Regions from separate parts of the Homo sapiens genome. Here region 2 is linked to region 1. A link is a loop called in an ENCODE intact Hi-C map of the cell type or tissue named here. Cell type or tissue: dorsolateral prefrontal cortex. All regions are shown on one strand. Links, peaks and the distances in the headings refer to the core of each region. The heading gives the core; the rest is flanking DNA.

Region 1 (15,864 bases), core at 3,665-11,664:
GTGGGCAATAACCATTAATTCAATGACTAAATAAACCTACCACCATTTGAAATAAAGACTATACTCCTGTCAGAAAAGCTCTCTCAAACAGAGAAGTCTCTCTATAACACAACCTCGTATGGTTCAATCCACTTTTCTGTTAGAACATGCCTGATGGATATGACAAATAACAATAATGGTGCCTCACTACAGCACTAACTGGGAGTTTGCAGAGAAGGCAGGCTGTAGTGCTTGCTCATCAGGAGGTGGTCTGTGCCATCTGAAAAAACTCTCAGGTGGTTCAACCCACCCATCCCACTCCTATACTAACATCAATGCTCTACAGAATAAAAACTAATAGGACTTTATCTTAGACTCTTACCAAGGAGTTTTTCCTCTAAGAAAAGTCTAGTAGTATGGACCCTAAAATGGCACTGCATCAAACCGAGAGCTCCACTATTCTGAGGATGAATCCATGCCCTTCATAACTCCTCTCTTCCCTCCTTTGTTCTCCTTAGACAATGTACTGATTGAGTCTTGTACCACAGCATGTTAAGTGGTGAAAGGAAGAAGAGGTAAGAGCAAGGAAGAAAAGGAAACATGAATGTCCTCAGCCAGGCACTGTGCTCAGGCTTCACTTACAGAGCCCTCTTCACAGCAACACTGAGACTGGTGCTGCAGTATTCTCACTTTTCACAGAGAGCCATGCTGAGGCTCTGAGACACTGGGACAAGCTAGTAAAGGACAGAGTTAAGATTCAAAGAGTGGTTGGGAGCGCACACTCTCAAGCTGGACTGCCTGGGTTCAAATGCCAGTTCTGTCACTCACTAGCTGTGTGAGAGACAGTGAATGCTGTTTAATCTCTCTGGGTCTCAGCTTCCTCTTCTGGAAAATGGGGACAATAATAATGGAGAAATAAATTAAAGTTTGTAAAGCATGTAGAACAACATCTAGCTCACTGCAAGCATTATGTAAGCATTTGTTAACTGAATAAAACATCTCAGAGTAAGGCTAAGGAAACCAATCAAAGGAGATTTAGTGAGTACCTAATATGTACAATATGTTAGACTACACAAAAGTAACTAGAGTGTTTAAAATAAAATGGAATTTCTTTAATTTGTCTAGACTATCACTATTGCACATTAGCTGAGCAAAGGAGGTATTGATTTTTTGTGGATAAAATTTCTATTTTTGTTATTCACTTTGCTTATGTCCTGTCTTCATCCCTCATTACTAAGAATAATGAACTGAGTGTCGCTTATGTTTAACTCATTGAAATCTCTAGTGAAAGACTGACAATACCAACTGTCACAGAAATCATCTTTCTTAATTCAATAACAACTAACTATAGGGCAAAAAAATCAAAAGCCTTCCACTGAATTTACTACTAAACATTGCAATGTTTCTTTCAAATTATAAGAAAGTTACTCCATACAAAAAGAAAAAAGGACACAACTCATTATTCTGGGTTTTTTTAATTTTAGATTCAGAAGGTACATGTGCAGGTTTGTTACATGGATATACAGCATGATGCTGAACACCTCATTATTTTGACATCAGGCCTTCCCCACTCTTCCTTTCTTATTACAAAAATTAATCATCATCTAATCCCCAATATTCTGAATTCAAAGAAGTGTTAAGTCACACATCAATATCAGGTCTTTACCTCTACTTTAAAAACGTATGCTTTTATAAGTGCACAGGAATAAGTGTATTTCAACTTCTAGTATATTTATACATAGCCACTGCATATACAGCAAAGTAAATTACTCTTGATTCATATTATATTTGAAAGATGTGATTATGCTTAAGTTTTTAAAACTGAAGGGAATCTATGCTTCCATTTTAATGAATACTGCTCTATATTAAAAAGTGTGGCTTCAAATAATTTTGAATACTAGAATATCTGCTATCAAAGACACAAAAACTAAAACGCACCCGCCAAGTAAAATCATCTTAACTTTTCCAGGTAATTTTCTTATACTCTCTATGAACCCATCTAATTTGACAATTTATGGCCAGTCATGTTAACATTTTCTTAGACTAGAACTGAACATGTTTAAATGATATCGTCGAATTGAAGGGCACAAACATTTTAAAAGAACACAACAAATCAAAGAAATGCAACCACAAATCAAACACTATTCAATTACTCAAATAAATAATTTTGAGTACTCCCCAAAGAAAGCTTATAGATAATATAAATAGAAAAGCTGCTTCTCAATGTTAAAAATGAATTTACTTACCTTGGCCCTCTGAGGGCAGTATTACCTAACACATAGAAATTTCAGAAAACAATCTTTACCTATCATACTAATAAAAACAAATTTCTTAAAATGAAATGGGCATATTTGCTCATTATACGTACATATTTCTTTCCTCATCATTATCTGTACCTCAGTAAGCATAATAATGCTGTTTTCAAATGTTTCCAGTGACTTTGAAAGGAAAGATTTTCTTAAAACCAAGGCATCAGGAAGGAAAATGCATGGAATCATCAGTATCACTGAAGTCATCCAAAATACAATAAAATAAAAAAGTATATAAGAATTTTACATTGCATAAATAATCTAAGTTCCTGTTTTGCTCTCTGTAGAATAATTTGTTTTTAAAAACTGCAGGACATCTAAATATACAATCTTTCAGTAAAGACAAAGTAATTTGAGGAGGATAACAATTCAGTTCCAAAGTGTCTTCTTAAAAGCAGCCAATACCAATACACTCGTTTGTTACAAATCACTCATTTATTAATGAAATATAATGCAAATGACAAATTGGCAATGTGGAGTTGAAGCACTCACTGAGTTTTCATAACTGATTCTTACACTAAGAATCTTTACATAGCATAAGGATTATCCATTCTAGAATCTAAGTCAATCAATGTACACTGGGTGTTTTATTCCTTTTGCTATTTCACAGAAAGGAAAAGTTTTCTAGCATTCACTTATCAAAGTTTTTTTTTTATATACAAAACACTGAGTAACTTACCCTATATAATCCAGTGGTATGATAGACCTTTACTTTAAGAATATAAAAAGTGCTAATCTTTATGTCAGAGTTTTACATACAAGTTAATTAGTAACTATCCAACTTTCCAGGTCCCACCACTTCTCCCATATAGAAAAAAAAAAACAAAACCTAGCATTAAAAGAAAAAAAAAAAGAGCTTCTATTGAAGGAAGATAAAAATTATTACAAGCAGGTAAACAGCAAATTTACTTTGACACAGCAAGATCTCACGTGGATGACACTGATTGCCATTTAGTAAAAATGTGTTTTATTTAGGTTTTGTATTTACTTTTTCAAAAAAGTCCTTGCTTCTATAATTCAAAGTATAGTAGTTCTCCACTCAGGAACTATGCCATTATTTAGCATAACTTTGAATAAATTAGATTTTTAAAATTTGAACTACTAAACAGTCTTATTCTTTTTAAAGTATATAATATCATGGATATTTTAAGATCATAAAAATTTAAATTCTATTTAAAATCCTTCTTTACTAAATCAAAAGGTAAAAGGAACTAGCTTAACAGTTGAACATACTACAAATTCAGGGAAGGGAATGAAGGTCATTTTATAAAATTCTTTTCTATAATAAATATATATACTTACGTTTAAATATCTCTTCAAAAAGATGCCAGGAAACAACAACTGCTGTTCTATGCGTTCTTCCTTAGAAGTATAAAATTATGAACTTTGATGCTGTGTTCCAGTCTCAAGCAAATAAGTGACTTGCTTGGCCAAAAAAATAGACAAACTTCACGATTTATGCTTTTCCTGCCTTTGTATCTTAATCATCTTCTGTTCTAAAAAGTGCTACCACGTTTACCCACATCTTTAATCAGATTTTTTTGAACTAAAACACATTAAAAAATTTAAGCCAAAACATTTAGCAAGATGCCTTAAACAATATGTCAGACAGTGAAATACTCTGTTTTCAACATACTGGCCAATATTTTTAAAAATTGCTATTCATGCAGTATTTTGATGAGGCACAATTCAAATATACATTAAAGCTAGAAGTTTCTGAAGTTTTCTGAATTATCCTGAAAATATACCAAGTACGGTTTCATTTATTTGTGAAAATGTCCTTACAGTTTCATCCTCATTTGTGATATATTTCATAGGCTATGGATATTTCCACTTCTTTGGTACTGTAAGTTGTTTTTTATAAAAAACAACAAAAATTATTTGTTTATAAATTTAGACTGTAACACTTAACTATCTGTCTAGAAATACTGGCATCCATCACCATGTGCCATTAAACATTAAAATATCCTTATATGAAGCTACTAGCACTCCATTCAAAAGTGAGCGTTATTTTTCTAGTGTAACCAATTTATTCTTTTAAACCAAAATAGAAGTTCTTAGTCACTATACCCCGTCCTATGAAAGACTCTTAAATACTAAATTAGGTGGCTCTCCCAGGTACAACAACCCTTGACTCATCATCCAAAATTATTCAGTAATATTTACTAGCGTGGAATGCCGGATGAAAACAATTTGAAAAGAAAAATGTAAAGAACCACCACCTACATCTGTATGGGAATTAATCATACTTTTAGGTTTACTGACTTCCTCATGTCGACCAAAGCCATATCCTCTTTACTTCTCTAAGAAAACACTTCTGCTTATCTCAGCACTTTCATCCCTATGTGAGCTTAATTAGTTTCTTCATCTGCAAAATAAAGAGTTGTGACAATCAAATAATGCTTTAAACCTCCATGAGGAGAAGAAATATTATTTTTAGCTAGGTGTTCCAAAGTCTCATTTTAAAGATAATAACCCAAATACAGCTTAAGTACTGGCCGTAGCAGAGAAAAGTTCAGCTCCAAAATAAACTGAGGTTACTTTTTTAAGTATGAAAAATAATTTTGTAGAACAAAATGTGAAATCAGCTGGCCAGGCACAGTGGCTCACGCCTGTAATCCCAGCACTTTGGGAGGCCAAGGCGGGTGGTTCACAAGGTCAGGAGTTACAGACAAGCCTGGCCAACAAAGTGAAACCCCGTCTCTACTAAAAATACAAAAATTAGCCAGGTGTGGTGGCACGTGCCTGTAGTCCCAGCTACTCGGGAGGCTGAGGCAGGAGAATCGCTTGAAACCCTTGAACCCAGGAGGTGGAGGTTGCAGGGAGCTCAGACCATGCCATTGCACTCCAGCCTGGGTGACGGAGTGAGACTCCATCTCAAAAACAAACAAACAAAAGAACAAAATTTGAAATCATCATCACTAAATAACCACTAATACCATACATCCGAAATACTTTTATCCAACTGTTTTCTTTATATTTTCTTTAAATAATTTATTTCCCTCCACATTTATAAAACAATCATATATCCCTAAATAAACATAAGGTTCCAAGAAACAACCTTCTATCTGTGACCATTCTCTCAAACAGCCTCTACAGCTTGGTATTCTTATTCTATGATAGTCAGAGCATTATATAAATACTCCAATTGTAATAGCTACAGAGCTCTAGACTTGCACATAACACCTAATAAAAATACTAACAGCTACTACTGAATTCATTCAAGACATTCTAAATATATTATCTCATTTTGTTTTCACAAGATCCTTGAATAGCAAGTATTGTTTCCTTCTTTCAAAAGATGAAGAAATTCACATTTAAATAGTTTAAGTGACTATGAGTAAATTCACTCATCTAAGTTAAGTGATATTTAAATCTGGTCTTTGTAACTTCAAAGACATTCTGCCTTTAATATTTCAATCACCTTAATATGTATACTTGCCTGTACTACTAAGATTTAGCAAATGGCTCTGAAAGAATCAGAAGTAACATATCATTAATAAAGCATAGACCTGCAAGTTTGCTTGTGTATAAAAGTTGGTATAAGCTTGCTTTTCCCAGTCACTCATTAATATCCTGACCACTGACAAACCATACCCTCTCACTTTAATAACAAACACCTTCTACTTAAAAAATGGCATACTGCTCGCCTCCAAACTTGGTAGGGATATTAGGATTGACTATGAAACTGTAAATACATGGACATAATCCTACACACAAATATGGATATATTCACGGCCACCTATATAAAAGAAATAAATACATGAGACAAAGGAAAAGTCAAGGTGGCTGATGATTTTCTATGCCTTTTCAGCAAACACGGATTAGAGTCACTTGAGTAAAAACTGACGGTGAGAGAGAAAGTTTTTTCTAGATAGACCTGACCTCTATTTCTTTATGAAAAGCAGAAAATAACAGATAACCTTCCTTTAATTCTTTCAGAAAGACATTACTCTGGACACGAAGCTCTGTCAGTACGTTGGCCTTTCAACCATGCTTTGGGCAATTTCTGCTTGATAATTATGCAACAAAACCTTAAATGTTTTAGGAAGGCATGAGTTCCAAAAGTCAACATAAGCACTTTTTAATTCTCCACACATATTTTTTTTTGAAATGTTAAGTCCACATTGGGCGGAAAAAAGAAAAAAGGAGAAAAGTCAGAGCTTCTCTTTTTTGTTTTCTAGTTATTCCATTCATATTGATTGGTTCTGAAATGTTACAAAAATTTTTGGTGTTCTAGAAAATAAGTAATATGGAAAATTTTTACCTAAGGTCACTGTTTCTTCTCAATTATTTAAGGTGAAAGTAATAAACCAGACATTTAAGTAAACATGCTCACTTCCATCTAAATATAAATGTTATCACAGCATTTGAAAACATTCCAGATATATCAAATCTCTAACACCTAATGTCAAGAATGTATCAGAAGGAAATATACAACCAACTCATTAATGCTTGATAAAAATGCACGCTTGTCATTTATAGAATCCATGACAACCATGAGAAAAAGAGTATGTACTGATCAAAAAGGCCAGGTTACTATATAACTTTGTTTCACAACTAACGACATTTAAGTTCAAAGTATTATGGAATTACTTACAAAATAAACTGGGTACTCTCTACCTCACCCCTAGTGGTAGGCTATGAAACAAATCGATTCAGTTTAAAATAGTTTATGTGCCGACTAGTGTTAAAACGTTCATGTATGCATTAAGATCACACCAAATCACCTGACTGATTCCTTCATCAAAAGCTCCTCTTGGCAGTTAGCAGTACACACCTAACATTAGCCAAACAGGTTATCTACCATCAACACGGAGAAATAAGAAACTTTGTATTGCCATTTAAAGAAGTTGCTTTCTAAAACTAGACATGAATAAGGGAGAGAAGAGGAAGTATTAAACCCCTAAACTAATTAACGAAATAAGGGAGGGGGGATGCAGGAAAACAATGATAATTAGTATGTACCCTTGGTTAACCAAATCCACACATACATTCATTCTGTATATGCACAAACATCAGCAGCATCATAAACCGTCTCAAGTTCTAGCCATTATTCAGTTCGACATCTGCACATGTTTATGCGTCTCTCCAAACAACCTCTTGAACACCCTGCTGGAGCTGTCATTTTTTTCTTCTCCCTATCTGGCAGATGGCAAGTCAACAATCGGCATCAACAGCAGCCGAATATCTCCCCCTCCATCCTACCCCCCTAAACAGACACAATAATAACTTCTTTGTGCTTCCCTACAATGCAGCTGCTTAAACCATTTCGCTACAAGGCTGCTTTGCCTTAATAAAAAAAAAAAAAAAAAAAAAAAAAAAATCCCTTCTGTCAAGTCTAAAAAGCAGCATAATGTTAAGCAAGCTAAAGCCACAGCACAGCTGCAAACGGGCAGACACATTGACAGCTCCTCCCTTAACAAAGCCCTGTGAATTGAAGGGGGTTCATCTGAGGCTCACACAGTAATTAGTATAAAAAAGTCCGACAGCCTCTATTATGCTAAGGGAAAAAAAAACTGGACAGAACTGGGCTGCTGTTTTGCGTCAAGAGTTCTGCTGCAGAGTAGATAAATCATGTTGGGTTTTTTCCTCTCTTTTTAAAGACAGTAATAAGGAGGATGAGAGAAGCTAATTTGAAAACTTGGACACAGTAATTGTACCATATGGTGAGCATTTATCCTTTCTGAAATGCACGCTAACAGTCACTTACATGCACACTGCTTTGTTTTACAGTTGTTATTCTCTCTACCATATTCATAAAATGGATTTGAATATCTGATACTCAAGATAAGTTGTGTGTAATTAGCAAGAGAACTGCCTAGGTTTAATTTATTGGCCTTGCACTGCAATCTAGTAAAATGCAAAACAAAATTAAACAATGTGTCCACTTTGTACAGATATTTTTTCTTTAACTCAACAAAACACTAATGAATACAAGTTCATTGGAGTGTTTCTAAGTTAAGGCACAGTGTATTTTGAAAATTCCAACAGAATAAACTATAGCTGTTGATAAGATTTCTGATATGTCACCATAAGAATAATTTTTCAGAAAGATCACCTGGTTTAATTTTGTATTTCACTGAAGCAGATGTAACTCTTCCTCATATACATCAGTAAACCTAGATGCAAGAGAAATTTCCTTGCATATGTCCTAAAAATTTTAGGAAAAGAAATTCTGTCATTTATTAAATAGTTATTAAGTACTCTGTGCCAAGCACCTATCTGGCACGGGGAGGAGAATATAGAAAAGCTTTCACATTTTTTTTAAATCTAAACATAAATTGACTTATTTTGTCTACTTCAAAATTCTATAAAAATCTACTATTTGAAGAAAGACTTTAATAACACTAATAGTACACTGGTTATCATGGCACAATATATATCAAAATATATAGGGAACAAGATTAGTTTAATCAGAAGTAAATTCACTGTAATGACATCTGTGTGACCCTTTTAGGTAAAATATTCTGTGTTTACTCAATATAAACTATGTTCTAAAACTGACATACTCAACTAGAACTCATATGAATCCTTTAAATTTCAAGTGGAGTAAAATCACTGGTTTGAATTTCTACAGCATCCATTTGACCACAAGTATCCTTCTGATCAATATTTTGGGGACATGAAGAAGCAGAATATTTTAAGGTATTGTTAGTTCAAGACAGAACTAAGAGTCCCTACTAAAGCTTGAAGTAATCTGTCTTTAGAAGAAAGACTGTGACTCCACCCAGGAAATTGGGCATAATTACATTAAGAAGGAATGGCTTCATCCAGAAAGTACCACTAATAATTTTCTACAATAAATCTCCATTTTGGCTTAACAGAAATAAACTTGGTCACCCACTACTAGTATAGTGGCTTCCCTTTATGCTACTGGTATTGGGCCATATGACCAATTTACACCTTGGATAAAAATATTCACTTTTGTATACTGCTTTACAGTTTACCAAATATTTTTAAATATTAACATGGGTCTTAAAAGTTCATTATACTGGGCCGACTTTGGTTTCGACATAGACAGATGTTTTGATTGAGAAATATGTGACCAACAACAGAAGTCTGATTCTGCATACTTTCAAACTGGGTGAATCCTACTGTATTAACAATGTCATGATACTATCTGGTGTTAAACAAAAAATGGGATCATTCTCTACAAAGTGGAGAGAGATCATTCTTTTTCTAAAAATCTGCAGAAAAACATTACATAATAACTCTTCTTGTTAAATAAACGAGGGAAAGAAAAAAAGTATTTTTAGAAGAGAAACTTTTCATTATTTTGAAAACAGGTTCAAAGGTGTTACCAAATGACTTATCTTTTTATCACATATGAATAAAAAGCCATTCTTAGTGGAGAAAAAAAAATTGTTTCCATTTAGGAAAATCAAGTTGAGGATATGTGTGTACACTGAATACTCCATTTAGTGATAATACTTAGGGTAAATGGGATGTGAATATAAGATCTGAAAATTTAACAGAATAATGATGGCTTTGTCCAGGAAAGGTGTTGTTACACCATTTGATCAAAAGTTTTTCTTAGTTAAGTCTGTCAACAATTTCTGAACTACCTGAAACCATTTTGATTATATCAATGACAACACTGCAGAAAAATTTGTCTGTAAGGAAAAATTAAGACTGTTTTAAAAGCTTCTAATAAGAAATATTTGCCAAGAATACATGATTTTTAAGAAGAATTCTTCTTCATATAATCACAATTCTGATATCCTTTACCTAAAGGGGAATAGGGATAATTAAATTAGAACAAAGCTGTAAGAAAATGTTCATAAATAAGAATTACAGAACCAAATGATCCTAGTGGGTCTGGTAAACATTCTCATTTTTATTTACCTACGTTGCATCTTTTAAGAGCTCATATCTGCCACAAAAGTAACAAGTTGCTGTTTTCTTATTAAATGTGAATAATTTCTCATAAGATCTAGCAGGTACCAAATACAATTTAATTTATAATGTATGGGGTATTATTAAATACTTGCAAATATTAAGTCAAAGACTGACATACCACTAAGAAAATAATGCAGTGGTCTATTGATACACTAACAATGATGGCAAAACCTAATCCAAGACTTTGGGATGCAAAAAACCTAACATATGGATATGGACTTCCTCAGCAGAAATTCGAGTAATGCATAGTTTAAAACAAACTCTTCATTTCTATAATAAACACAAATCAAGCAATGAGAATACCTAACATAGAATTTTAAATTCAGAAAGACAAGAAATTAAAAAGGATTACTTCATATTTTATAATGATGTTGTGGAAAAAAGAACGAAAAGAGGAGAGGTCATGTCTAGAATAGTATTCAGAAGCAGGCCTCAGCCAAATATTTACCCCTGATACTTGTCTTTAACCTTAGTGCTCTATTAGAACTCTTTCAGTTACAAGGAACAAAGATCCACTGAAGCTAACACAAGTAAAAATGGGTCATTCTAATAATACTAACACTTCATCCAAAGAATACAGGTAGCCCTTTTGCAAGTAAGATCTGGAAGGTGATTAAATCACTTTCTTTTATCTTCTTCAGGGATTGTGTCAAGTCTGGCTTCTGTCCCTGGTCTCTCTCCCATTCCCCTCCCAGGCCTGGATGGATCTCAGTCTGTCTGCTCCATCTTCCACACTCTACCCACCAGCTCCTTAGCTCACTCAGAAGTTTTTTTCCTTCATAAACTCAGCTTGCTGCTACCTCTTCCAGGCAATGCTACCCATGACACATAATACATTAAAGAATGTGGTTTAGTGTTACTTTAGAAATGTTTAAGTAACTTCCATATAATTTCAATTTGTATTAAAGTCTTTTAGTATACTAGGTAATCGAAATGTCTTCCCAAGAGTCATACCCAGTGGCTTTTAAATTGTGGGTCAAGATTTTTAATTTTCAAGGACTAGGTAGTATCAAAAATACTGGAAGCACTGGCAGACTCCACCTGATAAACAGGCTGGGTTCCAATGGTCATTGTCAGAGATTTAAAATTTAGTTTATCATTTTAAAAAATTATTAATACAAATGGTAACTAGTTCCCACATGTCATTAGTTAAAAAAGCACTGTATAACTACTACTTGCTACTTTAATATTTGCTTTCATTCTCCTTACTTCATATGAGAGACAAGTCAGATATTAATATTACCATCAGTATTCTATGCTCAAGAGTTTCAAAGCTATAAGCACCTGATTAAAGAATGAGACACTGAGCACCCTATCATTGGACGGCCACATATCAAAGATGTTATAAAAGAAATTTGAGTTCTGAGTTAAAGGTGGTATCAAACTGCCCCATAGGTTACTTTTAACACCAAGATTCTAGTATATTGGTGATTTTACAGATTAGGAAACCAAGATTTCAAGTTAAGACACATGTTATTGAACTAGTTCTTTTGACTTCAAGTCCAGCTAATTTCGATCATAAAACATACATTGTACATTATACTTGTAAGAAATCCTGGAATCTCAAATTCCTTTTAACAGTACTTTTATTTTTAAAATAAATTATAAGTTAGAATCCAGTTATGCTGAATATGCAACATTTCTATGATTACACCCATTAAAGTATGCAAATAAGAGTAAGGTCAAAGAAGAGAGCTACATTCATTTTACATTGGATGCTATGCATAAGAAAACAGAGGACCTTTCCTTTTCAAGTAGAGTAGCAATTGCTCCTAAAACACCACCCAAGGCTCAGCTGAGGTGGTCTCTTACCATTTGTTTAGAAGGGAATCTGATCTGTAGCTGAAGCAATTATGAACAGGAGGTAAGAAAATCCCCATGTCTTATAACCATTTCCAACATACACACAACTGGGGACATGGATGTCCACAAGCCAACGATTGTATGCATTCTCTGTATCGTTACTTACATAGGAGATGAAAATTGGAAACATCAAGTGAGTCATGTAGTGTATTTTTAATTTATAATTATTAAATCTTCACTTTAAAGTTTTTTTTAAAAAAAAGCTATCTAAAGCCACAAACATTTTACCTATCTACTGTTTTGTTTTGTTTTTTTTCAGACAGTCTCTCTCTGTCGCCAAGGCTGGAGTGCAGTGGCATGATCTTGGCTCACTGCGATCTCTGCCTCCTGGATTCAAGTGATTCTCCTGCCTCAGCCTCCCGAGGCTGCTACCCTTACAGCTGGGATTACAGGCCCTCACCACCACGCCTGGATAATTTTCTTTTTTGTATTTTTTTTTTCAGTAGAGACGGGGTTTCACCGTGTTAGCCAGGATGGTCTCGATCTCCTGACCTCGTGATCTGCCCGCCTCGGCCTCCCAAAGTGCTGGGATTACAGGCATGAGCCACCGCACCCAGCCTCAGCTTCAATTATGAAGAGTAAATGCTAGCAAAATGAATTGATGAATTTTTTCTTTTTAAATATTCTATCCAATATTTTGCATGTCCAAAACACAAGGTAAATTTCACCTATATTTAGGTGTTGTAGAAGTCCAACAAACTGGATTTCATATATGCACAAAACAAGCCATAATCCAATTATTTTCATGGGATAAGTCATTCCCTAAGGGGATAATTCCCTTAGGGATAATTCCCCTAAGGGAATGACTCATTAGGGAAATTATTCAAGTAATGAATCTAACTCCCAGCAAACAAGATATATAAGGTATGCAGTTCTATTCATTTAAACATTCCACCTTTTTCTGAGTATCACATATGTCAAGACAGTCATTGCAAAAACATTTGCAAGCTGCATGTGGAATGTGGCAAAATTCCTTTTTAAAAAAACCGATAGTGTTTAAATCCTATCCCAACTCTCAGAGACTTTTCTTATTTCATAATGCCCCCCTACTCCTACAACTCCCAAAATTACTCTAATTTATTCACATAACTCTCTGCTAACTTTAAGTTTTTTGTATCAATTCCCTAACAAAACATTCCAAATTGTTCTATCTTTTATTCATCTCATCGAGTTCCACACCAAGTCTTCCTCCAACTGGAGTCACACCCCAATTTCTCACTCCTCAGTTCAACTTTAGTTTTCCTGACTACCAATTCCAATTGCTAAGAAATGAGAAGTATATTTTGAGTAAACTAAATTACATACTCAAATCACTGTTGAGTGTATCAGTGAAGGTAATGCTGGCTGCTGAGAGAGGTAAATCATGACAACTTAGTGCTTTACTACAATGAAAGTTTTGTTTCTGGCTCATGTAAGGTCAAAACAATGTTTCCTTTCAATGGCAGTGACTGAAGGACCTAGAATCCTCCCTTTTAGAGGCTCTTCCATCTCCTTGGTTTCATGACTGCCATCAGAAGGGAAGAGAGAAAGAACACTGAACACAGATGTTCATGACCCAAGCCTAGAGGAGGCATGCGTTAATTCTGCTCACATGTGAGTGGCCAGAACTCAGTCGTATGGCCACACCTAACTCCAAGACAGCTGCAAAAAACAGTCTAGATTGGTGCTAGGGCAGAGTAGGTGTATTACGCGCAAACGGATTTGGCCAATCTCTGCTACACTGAACATCTCTTGTATGTTCTTAAATACTTACTTAATAACCTTGGTGTTAAGAGAGAGACATAAGAAATGAAAGCAACTGTATATCTAAAAATGGTGGCCGGGCGCGGTGCCTCACACCTGTAATCCCAGCACTCTGGAAGGCTGTGGTGGGCAGATCACCTGAGATCAGGAGGTCAAGACCAGCCTGACCCCATCTCTACTAAAAATACAAAATTGCCCGGAGAATGGTGGCACATGCCTGTAATCCCAGCAACTCGGGAGGCTGAGGCAGGAGAATCACTTGAACCCAGGAGGTGAGGGTGCAGTGAGCCAAGACCGTGCCATTGCACTCCAGCCTGGGCAACAAGAACAAAACTCAAACTCAAAAAAAATTAAAAATAAAATAAAAATAAAAATGGTTAAAAATGGTTAAAATGGTAAATTTCATGTTACATATATTTTTGCCAAAATAAAAAGGATCTTAAAATCTTTTTGATGAGACCAAAAGACATAGTAAAAAAAAAAAAAAAAAAAAAAGTTCTAAATCAAACATGAGCAAATGTCAAAATATAATTAAAAGCTAAGTATAATATAATCTTCATGTGTTTTATCAATACTACATAGAGTTCTATGATTTTTATCATAAATAGGATCTCAGCCTGACTTGGCCTGTCTGCTCTGGTCTAAAAGATGTGAGGAGAAAAAAAGAGACTTGTTAATATCATAATATTATCTTAAACCAGTAATTCGAATAAAGAGATCTCCTCAAATATTAGTATCTTAAAATTATAAAGTAGATAAATATTAAGGGTTAATACAATTTGGAGCCAATCAAAATGCAATAATCTCTTGTCCTTTTCCTTTTATTTTTTACGTATTCCCAGATGGTCCAACTATTCCGAAAAGCTCACGGTATATACTCTTGAGAAAATAAGCATGTAAAGCATTCTTTTAAAGTACTTGCCACACCATATTCTACTGGCAAATAGGGCTAATGCTGGAGCTCAGAAAACAATACTCCAAAATATGGCACTTCAGCACACAAAGTACTTTGCACTGGAAGGTATCAGAAGCAGCCTCAGAACCTGGATCTCTCTCATCTTCTCCTGCCCTCCTGTCTCTTGCCCCTCATTCTCCCCCAAAGCAAGTACAGACACCAGAATTCCTCCTCACCAAAGCAGATAATAAAGACTAGATCTCTCTTCTCCAAAGCCAGCCATAAAAACTACAATTACTACTCTAACCTTCCCCTCACCTTTCTGTCTAGGAACTGGCCTAGACAGAAATTCTGTCTAGAAATTCTCTGACCTACCCTTGTCCCAATAATATAGGTCATAAGACCCTCATCAGAGGGGTCCTGTCCCATACCTGGGAGGAAGAAACATTACAAGAGAGAGGCCAAGAAGAATCTGAACAGACAGGTCTTGGTGAGTTTTTATATGCAGTCTATTAATATTAGATCATAACCTTTTTGTCCAGTCCTATTTCTACATAGCTGTCCATTTTTCACTGAACCTAAGCACTGAAAAATGGATAGTTGTCCCATATGTTTGGGGTCTTCACTCTGAAGGCTCCTGTGTCATGTAAAACTATAATTAAACAGATTTGTTATGCTTTTCTCTTATTACTCTGTATTTTGTTATAGGAGTGTTGGCCATAACCCTTATGATGGGGAGGAAAGGGATCATTCCCTTTCCACTACTATACTACCAAATATAAACTAGTAGTACCCTTATAATTCTTATATTTTCTTACTATTTTTTACATAATGGAGAGAAAAAGGAGTTAATAACCCTGGGAAATTTACTATGCCAATGTAATCCTACCTACTTTTAGAAGGTATCAAAATATTTGTAGAATTAAAAGAATGCCACTGCTAAAAGGAAACAAATTTGTGTAGTATTAGATAACACTCCTGTTGCTTCCAGGCAAGGCACATCAGAGGTGAGATTACCCTACAGATAACTTTTTTAAGAAAAGATATAAGTAACCTAGGTATTATAATTTTCTAGATAACTTTTAAGTAACATAGACGTTATAATAATTTTCAACTTTTATAGCAGATTTAAATTTCTACATATTATATAACAAAATCTCTAAAGGAGCCAAG
Region 2 (15,864 bases), core at 4,318-12,317, 220 kb before region 1:
AGGGTCAGGGCTGGGGGCTCGGGCCCCTGGACCAAAGACTCTAGCCAAATCCATCGGAGGCTGAGCAGGGCGATGGGGCAGGGCCGGGGGAGCCGTGGGGAAATGGGAGGGTGTGGGCCGAGCAGCGCCGGAGGCAGGTACCGACCATCGCCGGGTTTCCCAGAGGGCAGTGGTACCTGTGCCCACATGTGCGGCCTTTTTTGTAAAGGAACCTATCCCAACCCGAAGGCCCAAACGTGTGGCCGTGTAAGTTTAGTTGTGCCCGGAGTCCCAGGAGAGCCCGGACTGAGGGCAGCCAGAGGCCGGTGTCCGCAGAACGGCCCACGAGGCCTTCGGCTCAGTAGCCTGGAGTTTGAAATGCACCTTGAGCTTTAATGGCCTTTTCCTTGTGAGAATTCGAGTTAACGTGCCTGCTGGTGCTTTTGATGGGTGAGGACGGTGAGGCAGGCCACACATCTCGCTTCTTTCCAGAACACTTCTGGGTAGTCGTTCAATTCCACATTTAATCCAAAGCCAACAGTTCCATGGGTGACTGTGCTGCTGGCTGTAGGAAGCCGACTGTGGACAGATGAGGATAATGGTCTGAGTGAATTAGCAAGTCTGGAGAGGAGCGCCCATCAGCAGAATGACAAATTTAGGATCTTTAAAGACATCTGGTCAGCGATGCCGGAGCTCGTGATTGACTGAGTGATTAATAATGGAAAACCCTTACTTCAGTGTTTCCACGGCCCTCACCCACTTCCCCAGCCGGGGCGGCCGTCTGCTCAGCCTGCCAGAGACCTTTCCAGCTGAACAATGGCGGCATTTAGGCCCCTCATCTTTGACCTCTGCTTGGGAGTTCAAAGCTTCCTTTTCCTTCTACTTACCCCACTTATCTGCGTGTTTTCTAATTGATAGTGTACTGAGATGGCTCCCAGTTCCCACGCACATTTGCTAGAATGTTACCTTCACACAGTGCGTACCAAGGACCTAGTGCCAGCCAGAGCCTGGCACCTCAGGGTCACCCTAGGCGTCCTGCTCATGGTTCCCTATCAGGGGCTTCCCTCAGATACACACAGCCCCTGGGCCTGTTGAAAGGCTGACGTTATCCCTCTTTAATTCTGCGGTGGATTTTTCTCCAGGCTAAGGCAGCTGGATAAGCACAGCCAGGCCACAGCCCAGCAGCTGGTGCAGCTCCTCAGCAAGCAGAACCAGCTTCTCCTGGAGAGGCAGAGCCTGTCGGAAGAGGTGGACCGGCTGCGGACCCAGGTACTGTGCAGAACGCGGCGCAGGTGGGAGTCCTTGGGCGGGCGTCTACAGGTGGATCTTTTATGCACCTCAACAGGCCGGCTTTCTCACGGATCACATCGGTTAGCAGTAAGCTGGGAGGGAGGTCCCGAAGACTGTGCTGGGCACAGTGCAGGACCCAGAGAAGCGGAGCCATGGGCCCGTCCTGGTGAGGGAGTTAAAGTCCGTGCAGGTGAACAGACCCCGGCCCGCGAATCAACGAACCACACCGAGTGCCAAGTTGCGCCGTGCAGGCTGCGGAGGGTGCGAGAGCAGGGAGAAGCGGGAGGACGGCCGTGGGCGGCAGAACAGGCTTTTTGGAGGATGGTGGCCTTGAGCTGCCTCTGAAGGTCGTGTATGGTTTGAATTGGTTGAGGAAAGAGGTGTTCCCAATTAGCAAAGTCGTCTTGAATGGAAGGCAGGCATCTCATCCTAAATTAGCTGACTGATTACTGGGCTAATATCTGGAGTGCTTGCAGAGCACCCGGCAGTGTTACACACAGAACATGCATTAATTCCCTTTACCCTTGAACAAGCAGGCGATGCTGACTTTATTGTCTTCATGGTTTAGATAGGGAAACTAAGGCCCAGACAAGCATTACAGCTGGCAAGTAGGGACACCGCAAACGGAGGCTAAGCCTGACTCCACAGCCCAGGCTTTCCCCATTCAGGTTAGATCCGGGGCCACCAGCAGGGAAAAGGGAGGAAGGAAAGTGTCCCGGTGAATTTGGAACACAGTATGAAACCTCGTTTGCTAAATCGCTTCTCTTCCTGTCAGAGAGGCTGTGCATTTTGCCCCGTCAAGCAGTTTGTTAGGATAATGAGGTGGTCCGTGGGCTGACCAAGGCCTCCGCCTTTAATTAGGATTGCACCCAGGTGCTCTGTGAGTGCCCTGGGGACTTCAGGCAGTAAGTGCTTGGAATGATTAATATGAAAAATGCATCTGGAAATGAAAACGAAGAGGAGTCTCATTCTCCTCACAAAATGACCCTGTGCTCAAGGAACCTGTAAGTACTGACTTTTCCCACTCGGTCCAAAATCCCTCTGCCAAACATGTGTTCACAGACAGTAAATGAGCACACCCAGGCGCCACGGAGCTAAGGCCTGGAGGTGGAAATGCCTCTACTGTCCCCATGCTTCTGAGACTGCTCCCAGGGACTGTGGGGGAGCGGGCCGCTCAAAGTCCGAGCCACAGCCGCACTGCCACAGCTAATCTAGGAGGCGAGGCCTCACCTGGCACGCTCCATGGCAGGGCCCTGGAACCTGAATTTTGCCAAGCTGTTGGGATGATTCTGGACGACACTACATTTTGAAAACCTCTGAAGTGTTTGGAGCTGGAAAGAACAGAGAATTATTCCAGGTTGTGTCACTGTGCTGAATCCCCTGCCCCCGCTTCGGACAAGTAACTTAAGCCTTTTTCCAGCCTCAGTTTCTCCTCTGCACAGTGGGCATGGTGCACGCCTGGCTTCACGGGCTACTGGGAGTGCTGAGTGCAGGCGGGATGCCCCACGGGCCCTTGGGCACACAGGCTGAGGACGTGTGAGGGTGTTTCCTTTCTCCCTCATCTTCAGAGGGTCCTGGGAGAGGTTCAGGGAAGGCAGAGGCCTGCAGAGCAGCAGCTGTGGGACCAGTGCCACTCCCCTCCCCTCTGCTTTCAGGATGACCCCCTCATCCTCCACCAGACCCAGCCCAGAACCCAGCCCTGTGGGCAGGTCCCCAGGGAGGGCCCCAGCAGCACCTGCTTTAGGCCTGGCCAGCCAAAGATCAGGACCACTGGAGCCACTAGGTCTCCTGGCAGGTGACTAGGCTCTTGTCACATAGGAGGGAGGGACCGTGACTCCTGGCATGAGTGAATCTTCAGCCTCTAAAGCCAAGAACTCTGTCAGACCTCAGGTTGTGGGGAGTCTTCCGTGGAAGCTGGAGCACACGGCAGCTTCCTTTGGGCTCTGGACTAGATCAGGAGAACGTGGGCTTTGCCTTTTAACTCCCCATCTGCCTGCTTTACAGCACACTTAGATCTTAACATGGATCACCGATGCTTAGAAGCTTCTTCCAGGGCTTTAAAAATCTGGCTATTGCCAAATGAGTTGCAAAATTTTCACAAAACGCATTAAAAAAACCCCAAACCTCAAAAAATCCTCAGAAAAACTAGCAGGTCTTTCTTTCTTCTTTTGCCTGAAGCAACAGCAATGATTTGCCCATTCCTGTGCTATCTGATACTGGCCCATCTGGCTCATCTCTAAAGCGGCCTTTCAGATTCAAATATTACACTTGGAGTTATTTTAATATGAACATGACAAAAGAAATTTGGTAGAGGGAATGTTGGCTTTCAGTTGCAAATACTAGTGGTCAGAGAGGAGGCAGGGATCCAGGTTTGCAAGCTCTCTGCTGAATATCTAAACCCAGAGCCTGCTTTTTCTGGCTAAGCCTGGCCTTCACCTCTAGGTAGGGGCTGTCAGTGGGCTTCAGCCTCTGCGATGCCTTCTTGTCATGGAATCAGCTTGAGTTGTGAGTTAGGCTTCTGCTGAGCCATGATGTGGGCGAGGCTGCTGTAGGTTCGAGCAGGTATTTTGGATGCGGTGCCGCCTGAGGGCTCCGGAGTGCTCAGCCACCCTCTCTGTTTTCCTGGAGTGGCCTGTGGGTCCAGATCTTGGGCAGCTGAGGGTTAGAGCTGTCCTCATGTCCGGGTTAGAGATGGTTTAACTAAAGGCTTCCGTTTTCTCAGCCTGGATGAGTTAAGCTTAACTTAATTTTGCATGTCAAACTCTAAACATCTCTGTCCACTTAATACCCAGAAGAGAATGGGTCGGGCAATGGTTCCAAAGCAAAGTCCACCCCTTTCCTTCCCTCCCTGTCCTGGGTCCTGAGCCCCGCTGCCCCTGGTGGTGGGGCTCAGGCTGGCCTGTGGCCTCCAACAGGAAGTGTCTAGCCTGTTGGCAGGCTTCATTATTCTAATTGTTTCTGCTTGAATTCTGAAACACTCACAACAACATGGCTGGCAGAGGGAGCCCCTGGTAGTGGTAGCTGCCACATGGATGCTTTTGGCCACGAGAACCCCCATCCTCCCCGCTCCCCGGCGCTGTCTGCGGTGGGCAGGACTCAGGGCACTGGCTCAAGCTCTCGGCTCGTTTCTTGGCTTTTTTTTTTTTTTTTTTTTTTTTGAGACGGAGTCTTGCTCCGTCACCCGGACTGGAGTACAGTGGTGCAATCTCTGCTCACTGCAACCTCCGCCTCCCGGCTTCAAGTGATTCTCCTGCCTCAGGCTCCCAAGTAGCTGGGATTACAGGCACCCACCACCACACCTAGCTAATTTTTTTGTATTTTTAATAGAAACGGGGTTTCGCCATGTTGGCCAGGCTGGTCTTGAACTCCTGACCTCAAATGATCCGCCCACCTTAGCCTCCTAAAGTGCTGGGATTACAGGCGTGAGCCACTGCGCCCAGCTGTTTTTTTTTTTTTTTTTTTTTTTGATGAGTTTTGTTCTTGTCGCCCAGGCTGGAGTACAATGGCATGGTCTTGGCCTACTGCAACCTCTGCCTCCTGGGTTCAAGCAATTCTCCTGCCTCAGCCTCCCAAGTAGCTGGGATTACAGGTGCCTGCCACCACGCCTGGCTAATTTTGTATTTTTAGTAGAGACTGGGTTTCTCCACGTAGGCCAGGCTGGTCTCGAACTCCTGACCTCAGGTGATCTGCCCACCTTGGCCTCCCAAAGTGCTGGCATTACAGGCATGAGCTTTGCCCGGCCTCTTGGCTTGTTCTTAGTTTAGGGTGACTACAAATAATGGCATTATTGATCTCCTGCCTCACCTGGGTTCGGAAACAACTTCAAGAAAATAGCTTTTAAATGTCATGAAATGGCTCTTACTTGTCCTTGTGGAGAAACAGACACTGAAGCACTAGCCCAGCTTTGCCTAGATGCAGTTCCCCACACTCTGTATTCCGGGAGGGTCAGGGCCTCCAGACACACACCCTGGCCTGTCTTTTGTTTGAGACTGGGCTGGGTAGTCGCACTCTCGCCCTCTTGAGAGGCAGGCCCTGGCTGGGGGAGGCTGAAACCTTGGTGGTGGGGGTGGGGGGAGGGGGATTCGGGGTGAGGGTGGTGGGTCTCAGGGGAGTTTGGGCAGGGCCTGACAGCTTGGAGCAGGGTCAGGGGTCTGCGGCCCAGAGCCTGGGGGCTCTAACATCTGGCTAGGAAGGTTGGAGCCAGCTGGTGAGGAAACATGAGTCTTGGGGAGAATGGCATCTGGGACAGGGGAAAACAGAAATTATCTGTCCACTTAGAGGATGGTCTCAACCATCAAGATGATTTTCTGTGTCTGCTTTCTTATTTGGTAATGAATACGGTTTTGGCTGACTTGCATTTTCTGGTAGCCGTCGTATCCTGAGCAGGCTGCTTGGTTCTGTCTGCAGTGTTCAATCTGGGGAGTGATTCCCTTTTAGTCCCCTCATATGAATCACTTACAGTTTAGAAAACAGAGTCGGAAACTGACTTGTCAGTGGTTAATCAGTTGGCCCTATGACTTTTAAGCATTCTTGGCAGTGAATTTACTTTCTAATTTGATTTAAACTTGTGCATGGATCCAGCAGCCATATGTGATTATATTCAAGATCATCGACATTATCTCATTATACCAAAGGACTCATAGAAGAGAGCCGAAAACAAGCAGGGGACACAGAGACACAGAAGATGATGAAGGGAGGAAAGGCCCATTGCAACTGGAAGCAAAGGGAGAAGGGAGGTTCTAGAAAAGTGACAGCTCTCAGGGAGCAAGACTCCCTGCCGAGGGAGGCCTGGCTGCAAGGCGGAGCTGCTGCAGGCTGCCCATGTTAGGCCTTGGAGGTGTCACCTAATTTACTGTGGTCCTTCCAGGAGCCCTGGGGGCCTCGCCCAGCTGACTTAGGAGCTACCACAAAGTTAGCTACCTGTAAGACAGATGGCGCTTGAATAGAACAGCAAATACATTGAATAAAATAAATTAAAAAGCCTCCTCCTGAACCAAGATTTTTTGGAAAGAATTCTAAATAGATGAAAACAAACAATTTGATTTCAACCAAATTGTTGTTTTTTTGTTTTTATCCTGATTTTCACCCGAATTGTCAGTCTCAAAAATAAACACTGATACATTCCCAGAAAATATTTTTCAAATAAAAACTGACTCTGTTAAAGTTTGCCCTGATTCTTTCAAAACTGTGTACAAGACACTGTCAACCAAAGTGACTTGCATATTTTTTTAAATAAACTTGAACATATGCAGCTAAAATGTCATTAACTCCCTGCTGCCTGAGTGTTTTTAAAAAATGACACAAGACCCTGGGTGCTGCATGTCTAACATAAGCATCTCGCGACCTTCGGAGAAACTTCCCCAAACACCTCCAACAGCAGACAGTTAAACTTTTTGTTTTTTGACTGAGCGCCCCGTGTATAATTAATATTGAAAAGCGCATAGGGCTTCATTTTAGCCAGACTTGCTCTTCCGTTAACAGTTCACTTTGTCCAAGAGTGAGTACTTTCAGAATAAGAATCATGGGAGAAAAGTCAATTGAATTTTATATTCCTTCAGATACATTCACTCTACTTATTGCTTCCTGAGTCAGACATTACATTTCACAATATAAATTCACAATCAAGATTTTAAAGGGAGCTAAATATTTTAATCCAATTAGACAAGTGAACAAAACACTGAATATTGCATGTAGTGTAGATAAGTGGTTCTTGCCTTTAAAAGACTGTAATTCCGTCACATTACAACCCCAAATGTCAGTGTTGTCTTTATTTTTAACACTTTCAAACATGAGGCAGCCAGAGGCTCCACTCTCTGCTGTTGGTGACACTGTCTGTCCTTTGGGAATTCTTAAAATCTATTTACCATGGAAACATGGTTCATATAAAACACAGACCTGCCTGTGTGTAGAGGAAGTTCTCATGACTCAGGGGACTTGAGAAAGCTGGAAGATGACAAACTCAGACCCCACGGTTGGGAAGGAACCCTTGGGCTTGGGTGCGCCCTGGGGAGGACAGGTGGCACCGCAGAGCCAGGGCCTCCACCCCGGCCTCATGTGTGCTGGGGCCTCCCTGGCCTGTGCGGGGCCGCCTCCCTCTCCCCGCCAAGTCCAGCTCGAGATGCTGTCTTACGGAACGTCCCACTTCATGTCTGCAAGGCGGCCTTCTCTGTGGATACCTTTCCATTCCTCTGGTTTCTGCGGCCCTGTTCCTTTCTCGGAGCCCAGAAGCAGCAAAGCCAAGCCCTGCGGTGGAAGGGAAGGAGGGCTTTGAACTCTGACTGCGGTGTGGAGGCTGTTATCAGGGGCCCAGCCGGGCAGCCAGGAGGGAAGAATGGCCGCTGCCCTGCGATGGCCTTAACCGTGAGCCCCCGCCTGCTTTGCAGCTGGCAGAGCCAGGTTCCTGGAAAGGCCTGACCCGGAGGGGACGAGGCCCCTCAGTGAGAACTTCAGTCGCTGTGCTGGGGACAGCAGGGCCGCAGGGGCCTGAGGGTGGCTGACTGCCCCTCGGCTCTGTAGAGGAGTGCTCCCTTCTGACAGGTGGGCGGTCCTGCTCGAAGGCCGCGTTTCCCCGACGTTCTGCCCAGCATGCTGAGGGCACCTCTCTCCTCAGTGCGTTGGTGGCGAGCCAGAGCTCACGTGGCTTATTTCATCCAGGTTGCCTTCCCAATTTGGCAGCTTAATTCCGTAGATATCAAACTGGCTGCCCCTCATCTGCCAGAGCAAGCAGGAGAGCCTCGCATGGGAGAGTCTGGACTTTGAGGTCAAACTGCCTGGATTCGAATCTCAGCTCTGCGTTGCTTCAGAGACATGTGTTAGCTTTCATGTCACTTGATTTCTGGCAGAGAAAAAGAAAGAACCAGCTTCCCTTTAAAAGGAAGTGCCTCATATTACCCAGAGCCCAGCACAGATGATTATGAAACCAACAGGATTAGTGCTGAGATCATTGTGGGCTTGAAAGGGCCATTTGAGATAAATAACCATTTTGTACAGATAGAAAAATAAGGCCCAGAGAAATGAAGTGAATGGAATTGGGAAGTGGCTGGGCAGGGAAATGAACTTCTTCTCAGGCCACAGGATGTGTGGATGGGGGCAGGTACCCGAGCGGGTGCGGGCGGAGCCGGGCCTGGCTGGAACAGCTGCCGAGCCCTGGCCCCGGTGCCCAGAACACGAGGCGGAGGCGGGAGGCGAGCCACCAAGCGAGGCAGGGGCTGCCCTGGAGCTCTGTCAACTCAGGGCCAGCTTTGAAATGCCCCAGATGGAGGTAGGGGGAGGGGCCTGCCCTCTCCAGTTACAAATGGATGCTTTATTGCCAGACACACAAGGAACAGGACCACGTTTTGACTTGGCCAAACAGAGACAGCGTGCCAGTGAGCAGAGCGGACAGCAGGGGGGGAAGGGGTTGTTACCTTCAGAAGGGTTGGCTAGAGCCACCCACGGAGACAGTGAAGTGCGAAGCCCGGGCAGGTCTCCTGTGAGCAGGGGCGAGGGGTGCCACCATCTCCCCGGGCTGCCACTTCTGGCTGGTTTGGGAACAAAGCAGCAGCAAAGGCTGGCTGGACCCCACAGTGTGGTTGCCTGGGGAACAGTTCAGGTCACCCAGAGCAACTGATTTCTTACACTCAGAACTTAACAAACTTTAGAAATAAATGAGGCAGGGTTTGTGGAGAGATGACTCCGATAGGATTTAAAATGAGAACAAAGAAAATGGGTTAGCAGCTGTGTGCCTGCAGATGGGGGCACGTTTCCACCACCTGTGGACAGCACGGCAGGGGAGCAGTGGCCAGGGCGCCCTGTCGCCCCCCTCTGAGCTGCAGGACAGCCACAGGAGGGCCACAGCAAGGGCCATGATGACAAATGGAAGGGCAGAAGGACGGGAGACACTGGCTGAGGGCTCATGTCCCACTGGCATACGCACGCTCTACTCTCCTGGACGAGACCATGATCACTGTGGTGTTGATGACAGGACTTCCTGGAAATAAGCATCGTGGATATCCCTAATGGCAGACAAGCCAGATGTGGGCAGTAACTAAGGCTTCTGTCTCGGTCAGAGAAATGTGTGTTACCAAAGAGTCAGCAAATGGAGGCGACAAAACGGTGACCTCCTAGGACAAATTATCCAGCCCTCCAGTGCTGACTGAACGCTCACCATGGGTCAGGCACGGCTGTAGGCACGGGTGGGGGGGGGGGCGTTGAGCAGTGAACGGTAAGTTCAACAGTGTGAAAGTGGGGATGGATATGGGGCTTCTCACCTGAACCGCAGGAAATACAAAGCCCATAGAGATGGCCATGGCTGATCTGCCGCAGGAAGGAATCAGGCTGACTTTTGATTGGTTCCTGGTGAGGCCCGTACATCTGTGTCACCCCCATGCAGGCCCACGGAATCAGGAGGTCACCCGTTTCTGGAACAGCTCCGATAGTGATAAATTGCTAGGTGGCCTGGGAGCCCACAGGCATTATGTAGACTCATCATGAGAAATGCCTGTTTCCTGGAGCTTATCAAAAAATTCCGCAACACATTTTACTTTTACTTCAGGTCTTTACGCCTATTCTGTATTGTGTGTACGTGGGTGTGTTCTCTACCCAAAATTCATCACTGCAGCCTTGAATTCTGGGCTACAGCAATTCTCCTACATCAGCCTTTTGAGTCGCTGGGACTACAGGGGTGCGCCACCACACATGGCTAATTTTTACAATTTTTTTTGTAGAGATGAGGTCTCACTATGTTGCCCAGGCTGGTCTCGAACTCCTGGACTCAAGCGATCCTATTGCCCCAGCCTCCCAAAGCACTGGGATTACAGGTGTGAGCCACTGTTGGGTTGTTTTTCTTTTGAAGTGTTATCTGTTGGGATTTATGCTTATCCCTTTTGTATTCAGTCATCCTAGCATTTCTAAAGTTAGGAAGCCACTGTGTCAAGAGCGAGGCCACCAGGCCACCTGCCTTATGTGGCCAATCCATGGAGCAGGGGTGGAGGGCCATTCAAACCAGTCATTTAGCAGGACTGTGCTGGGTCAGTTCGATCACCTGGCCTGGAGGGCACGTCAGCTTGGTGCAAACCCTGCGTTTGACAATCAGATCGTGTTGGTGGCAGTCTCCGTGCTGTCAGTATCCCACTGAGGACAGAAGGGAGTCCCCTCTGCAATGGCAGGGCTCTAGGGCATAGTGCATGGGGTGGACTCCTCATGGGCCACTCAGACAGGGCCTGGAGAACAAAGCATCCCGTGGGCCCAGGAAATTGTCCACCTGGCTCCACGGGCCTGGGAGGGCTGTGTGCATGGGATGGCAGGTTTACGAGGAGGAGTGAGGCCTCCTGCCGGAGCCCCACCTGCATTCAGCCTGAGGCCAGGCCCCCCACCTACTCTAACTACCCTGCTGAGACCACCCCACTACTCACAGACCTGTTCAAGAAAAAGTTGTCCTCAGGGTCTCTCACACACTGGGAAATCTACTTGAAATGTAAACATTACTTTTTCTCATTTTTCATAAAAGGCAACAGGCTGATGTTCATATATTTCTCTTGAATGCGGATTCAGTTTCACTCATTGCCCTGTCTTGGAAATCCCCATGTTAATGATGGCTTAAATTAGGTTGATAGAGTCCTCCCTTGGAGTCCAGCTTGGAAAATCCTCACTGGAGAGGGGCAGGCCCACTTCTCTTTTTGGAAGATGGTTCCTAACTAAAGAAAGAGGGACCAGATTGGGCCCCTGGCCCTGCAGTGCGTCCCAATTTATCTGACGTAGAAACCGGGATTTGGAAAATACCATCCTGGCTTTTCTCTGGACTTCACAATCTAGAGGGCGAGGACTGTGGCCCAGTCACCTTCCCACACAGTGCACAGTAGAAACTCCAGACATGCTTTGTGGAGTGGAAACATTTCCAGTGGCTTCTGACTCTAGTTCCTGATGTGGTTTAAACTAATTTGGGCAGCCATGGCAGCAGAGGCCAGGAACAGTATTCAATACTTTCTGAACTTGTGATTCTCCCCCAACCTGATCTGCATGAAGCTACTTTGGAACATTTGTATCTGCGTAAAACTAAGAGACCTCAGTACACCCAATCCCCTCTTCCAACACATGTGAGGTTTCCATGTGAAAGTACTTTTTCATAGGTTACAATAAATTGCTTGCAGTTACAAATTTGGAGGTGTTTCAGCTTGTATTGTTTCACGAGGAATTTCTTAGGGGCACTTGGCCTACACCCTGTTTTTGTTCTAGAATTACCTGCCGTTAAGGTCAGATAAATTTTCAGTAAACAGATTATGGCACAAATCAATGTGTCCTTTCCCGGACAGAAGAGATGGCTCTCTGGCCATGTCCTAACACCAGACTGTCCTTATTTAAGAGGCAGGCGTGTCTTTTGTCTAGGTTGTCTTCAAATTTAACCCATTAAACCAGTTAACCTTATTTCATATGTGAAGGGCTTTGATGTGGACAAGATGAGGCACAAACTTTTCATATAATTTCCACATTTTTAGCAACAGGTTTTTTTCTCCAACAACAGTTTTCATCATAAAAGGTGACTAAACCAGCAAATGAGAAGACAAATAACATTGAAGAACATGAGCTATTGAAACTTACTTTTTATTATTTTTTCCAGTTACCCAGCATGCCACAATCTGATTGCTGACCTGGATGGAACAGAGTGAAATAAATGATTTACAAAGAGATATTTACATTCATCTGGTTTAGACTTAATATGCCACAACGCACCACGACCTTCCCAGGGTGACACCGCCTCAGCCTGCAGTGGGGCTGGTCCTCATCAACGCGGGCGCTGTCCCCGCACGCAGTCGGGCTGGAGCTGGAGTCTGACTCTAGCTGAGCAGAGCTCCTGGTGTATGTTTTCAGAAATGGCTTGAAGTTATGTGTTTAAATCTGCTCATTCGTATGCTAGGTTATACATATGATTTTCAATAAATGAACTTTTTAAAGACTTGAGTTGTAATGTTTCCTTTTTATCTTGTAGTGATGAACAAAACACACCAAAAAGGCACATATTTTAACTAGGCCAAAGTATATTAAGGACCAAACTTTTTTTCCTGCCATTCATTTTTCTTTTCATGATCTATATATCAATCATCCTTCACCTTTAATCAATGTCCCATCAGACTCCATTTTATTTATTTATCGTCCTACTTTGTGCACAATCAATCAATCAGGAGACACCAGGAAGCACTATGCATTACTCTTTCCATTCTGTTAAACAACGAAAACAGACAAAAAAGCATCTTTGGCTCGGTGGTGTCAGATTTTTTTCTTCAATACGCAGTATTTGAGAGGAGCCTAAAAACGTACTTAGTGAAATTAGAAAATTTACTTAGAGTATATCAAATATCTGTACACAGATAATTATTTGTCTAAAATAGTATTTCTACTATACACAATTAAGCCCTCAAATGCTTTAAAGTAATAAAAACGGACACTGGACATACCGTGTTGTATCTGAGAATGACAAACACTAAAGGCAAGGCTGCAGTTAGTTAGGACAGGTCCCTGACCTTCGGCTGCCCTGCCTGGCCAGCGAGCCATCATCCTCATCACCATCTCAACACAGAGCTGATGTCACCATATGCTCAGCCTTGCCTCTCAGAAGTGATGTGGATTAGGCTTTGGAGGCGGTGGCATGATCTACACACAGAGACCATTTGAATCTCTTGAGCATGTAAAAGGTTCAAGCCTGAAACAGTAGAACTTCTATTCAGATTCAGAAGTTTTTTATTTCATCAAATGTGCTAGACATAAAGGCTGTCACATAAGATATTTTAATTGTCCTTAATTCTGTTTTAGATATACTGTGAATAAATTATACAATATTCTAAAAATAGCACCTTTAAAGAATTATAGAGGTCACTTTTTTTTAGCCTCCTGGATCTGTCAACCCCAGTGGTTTTGAGAGAAGAGCACATGTGAGAATGCCCTCAAATTTGGCCGTGTGACATACACATACATGCTTGACTCACTCTGGTCCCAAAAGCCATTCCTCTGTCTGGCTTCGTCACAGGAGCAAAGCCAAGTTTCTACAATAGTAGCTTTATGAGGTAAAATCAGAAAAAGGCCCCATCCAGAATGATTCAACGTGAAGTCAGACTGCAGTCCAGCCATCCTACCCATCTACATCACCCACGTCTAAGTTTGTTAATTTGCCATGACATGTTGTTAGAAATACACTCTAAGAAAGGAAATATGCAGAGCAGTACATTATCAGGAAGACGTTAATGAAAAGCTACATTCCTTCAGATTCTGGGTCCAAACCGTGTGTTGTATAGATGATTCGGGTCTGAATGTCCCCAGGGTCTGAGACCTCCTTCATCCCTGGCTTCACAGTACATCCATCCTAAATCCAGTGCTGAGAGGTCAGCGTTTCCCCTCAGAAGCAGCCGTTCATCAAAGTTTGCACAACCGCACTACTGCCATTTCACTGAAGTAAAAATGATCCCCTATGTGTGTGTGTGTGAGCTACAAGGAATTATTTCTATATTTTCCTGTCACATTTTATACAAGGTAGGTTAATACCAGCTGGGGCTATTAAAAATCATGTTTTCATTAAAGAAGATTTAATTTGGGGGGATTATAGAACCACATCCAACAACAATAAACAGAGAAGTAGCAGATTGACATAGTGCTTTATTTAAGCTGTCTGTACGAAGGAAAATCATGTTCATCCCTATCATATACGTGTAAAAATACTAAGGATGTACAGTGTACAAAAACAGTTTCTCCTAGTTATTCCACATCCTTGTGGGTCATATACTTCAGGAAATAGACAGGTTTAGTATGACCAACAGTAATAGTAATACAGTTTCTTGGGTTTATAGTTGCATCTGCTTAAAATCCTTAACCAGATGACTAGATCTTGCGCAGATCTAATGAAAGAACTAGCAAGGTCAAGAAATGTCACAAACTATAAAGCTACAGGGAGGTAATTCAATTACCAATTTAGAGGTTTTCTTTTTATTTAAATAAATACTTTACATTTCATGCTTGCCTGTAATGCACTACCAGGAGCAAGATAAGGAAATTCTACTGTAGACAGTACAAACAGTAGCAGCAAAGTGTGTATGTTGAGGTGTAATAGAGAGACCCTGCAGTTAGTAAGGAAGGCCCTTACTTTTGTACTCTAGGAGAAGCAAGTGGCCCCTGCAAGAACAGTCAGCTTTAAGAAGCTGGAAATCAGGGATGGGAAATGGAAAACAATACTTGAATAATGCTATGTAATTAGTGTAGAAAGCAAAGCTGAGCGCGACCCTGCCAACCATCTAAGCAGAAATGGCCAATTTCCTCCAAGATGGCTGCATTATGACAAGAAGTCAAGCTTCATGACAGTTAGTATGGGCTGGAGTCTGCAAAGTCTGAACTGTATTCTCATAGAATGATTCCAGGTTTCAGGGTGTTCCACCTGCCAGAACCCAAAACTACAACTATGGGCGACACAAGGGAAGTTTTAGAAATCTCCCTCTACACGCATTTCTGGTTTTCTATTATTCCTCCATGGCAGCTGACAGATCTGGAAGTGAAAATAGGGGATTCTCAAAATCAAAGCCAAGAAGACACCTTGTGTGACACCAATGGAGTCTCAGAGGGTGGAATAGAAGTGACTGAGCCCCAGGCATGGCTGGGAACTGAGAGCCAGTGTGAGGAGTGGCCCGCCTGGGGCAATGTCAGTGCCAGTCATTAATCTTTAAGAAGTGTCCTTGGCCAAGGTCATGGGAATCACTTTAAGATTTGCGGGAGAAAAAACCAAAACAACAAAAAGCTGTGTGCTTAGTGTTCGGTGTCATGCTTTCCCTCTAGAGGAGTAAGTGCTCTGAACATCAGCCAGTCTCAGCTTTCTGCTCTTCCTCTCACCTGTTTCTTTCTTATATAATGGATGCAAGACAACTTAAAGAACATACCTTCTAGTCTACTTTTTTGTCAAAATGAAACATTCAACATAATTCCAAGTGAAAAAAAAAAGATTAGCTATGTGTGTAAGTAAGAATGAACTACCATTTACTGTAACTTCCTACTCAATACTAAGGATGAACTTCACTCAGGTAGAAATATGAAAAAGAAGGATAACGTTGATGTCTGAATATGTCTTAGCTGCCTTAGTAAAATGCCCTTTAACCCCCGTCAGTCCCAGTGGCCCACCCACTGCCAGCAGTGGTTTCATAGCTATAAATCCACACTTCCAGCGTCAAGAGGCTAAGACATCTGCATATGAATATGATTCATCCTACTTAGAAAGTCACTTGCTCTTTCATACAATGCAATCATAATACTACGTCATGCTGTAGTCTTCCGTTTGGGAGCTGTCAGAGTTTAACTAAAATACATTTCCATGATCACTCCGCGGAGTAGGATGGCCTTCTGCTTGCCGCAAGAGTGGCCCCCAGCCCCTAGGACTTCACAGGCTGCTTTGGAAATTGTCAGCTCCTAGCACCAAAGGGTTTAATCTGAAGATCATCATTAATGAAGGAGAAAGATGAGGTTTGCATACATGCCCCCTTTCAGTGAGAAATGTTGGAATCTGGGGGACATGAGTATATACAGAAAAAGAAAAGCTGGAGGTGTTCTCTTTTTTTGTTGTTTTTTCCCTGATGGCTTAATTCAGTGATA

What was found. A loop is a pair of places that touch in the nucleus more often than their neighbours do. Peaks named below come from ENCODE experiments on the same cell type or tissue, not always from the same donor. Only the 100,000 strongest peaks of a DNase experiment are listed, where the experiment ranks them.
Region 2: it touches region 1 in a loop (2.7-fold over the local background); 4 of 110 quality-filtered maps call a loop at or near these places.

Annotation. Positions count from the first base shown.
Region 1 is chr1:243,706,161-243,722,024 of GRCh38, forward strand. The region is part of intron 2 of AKT3 (AKT serine/threonine kinase 3); the gene reads right to left. Among named protein-coding and RNA genes, the nearest start is that of AKT3-IT1, 80 kb to the right of the region's middle. RefSeq lists an enhancer at 7,005-8,431. In dorsolateral prefrontal cortex, for the core only: a CTCF peak has its summit at 6,933; a DNase peak (open chromatin) is centred at 7,701; H3K4me3 peaks cover 1,745 bases; H3K27ac peaks cover 2,913 bases.
Region 2 is chr1:243,487,893-243,503,756 of GRCh38, forward strand. It overlaps SDCCAG8 (SHH signaling and ciliogenesis regulator SDCCAG8), which reads left to right. Exons shown (of 18, transcript NM_006642.5): 17 at 1,122-1,248; 18 at 11,864-12,199. The coding sequence ends at 11,893. It overlaps AKT3 (AKT serine/threonine kinase 3), which reads right to left. Exons shown (of 14, transcript NM_005465.7): 14 at 11,832-15,864. Among named protein-coding and RNA genes, the nearest start is that of MIR4677, 150 kb to the left of the region's middle. RefSeq lists enhancers at 1,947-2,470, 2,471-2,994, 8,261-8,912. In dorsolateral prefrontal cortex, for the core only: no CTCF peak of the experiment used is centred there; a DNase peak (open chromatin) is centred at 8,479; H3K4me3 peaks cover 1,319 bases; H3K27ac peaks cover 7,173 bases.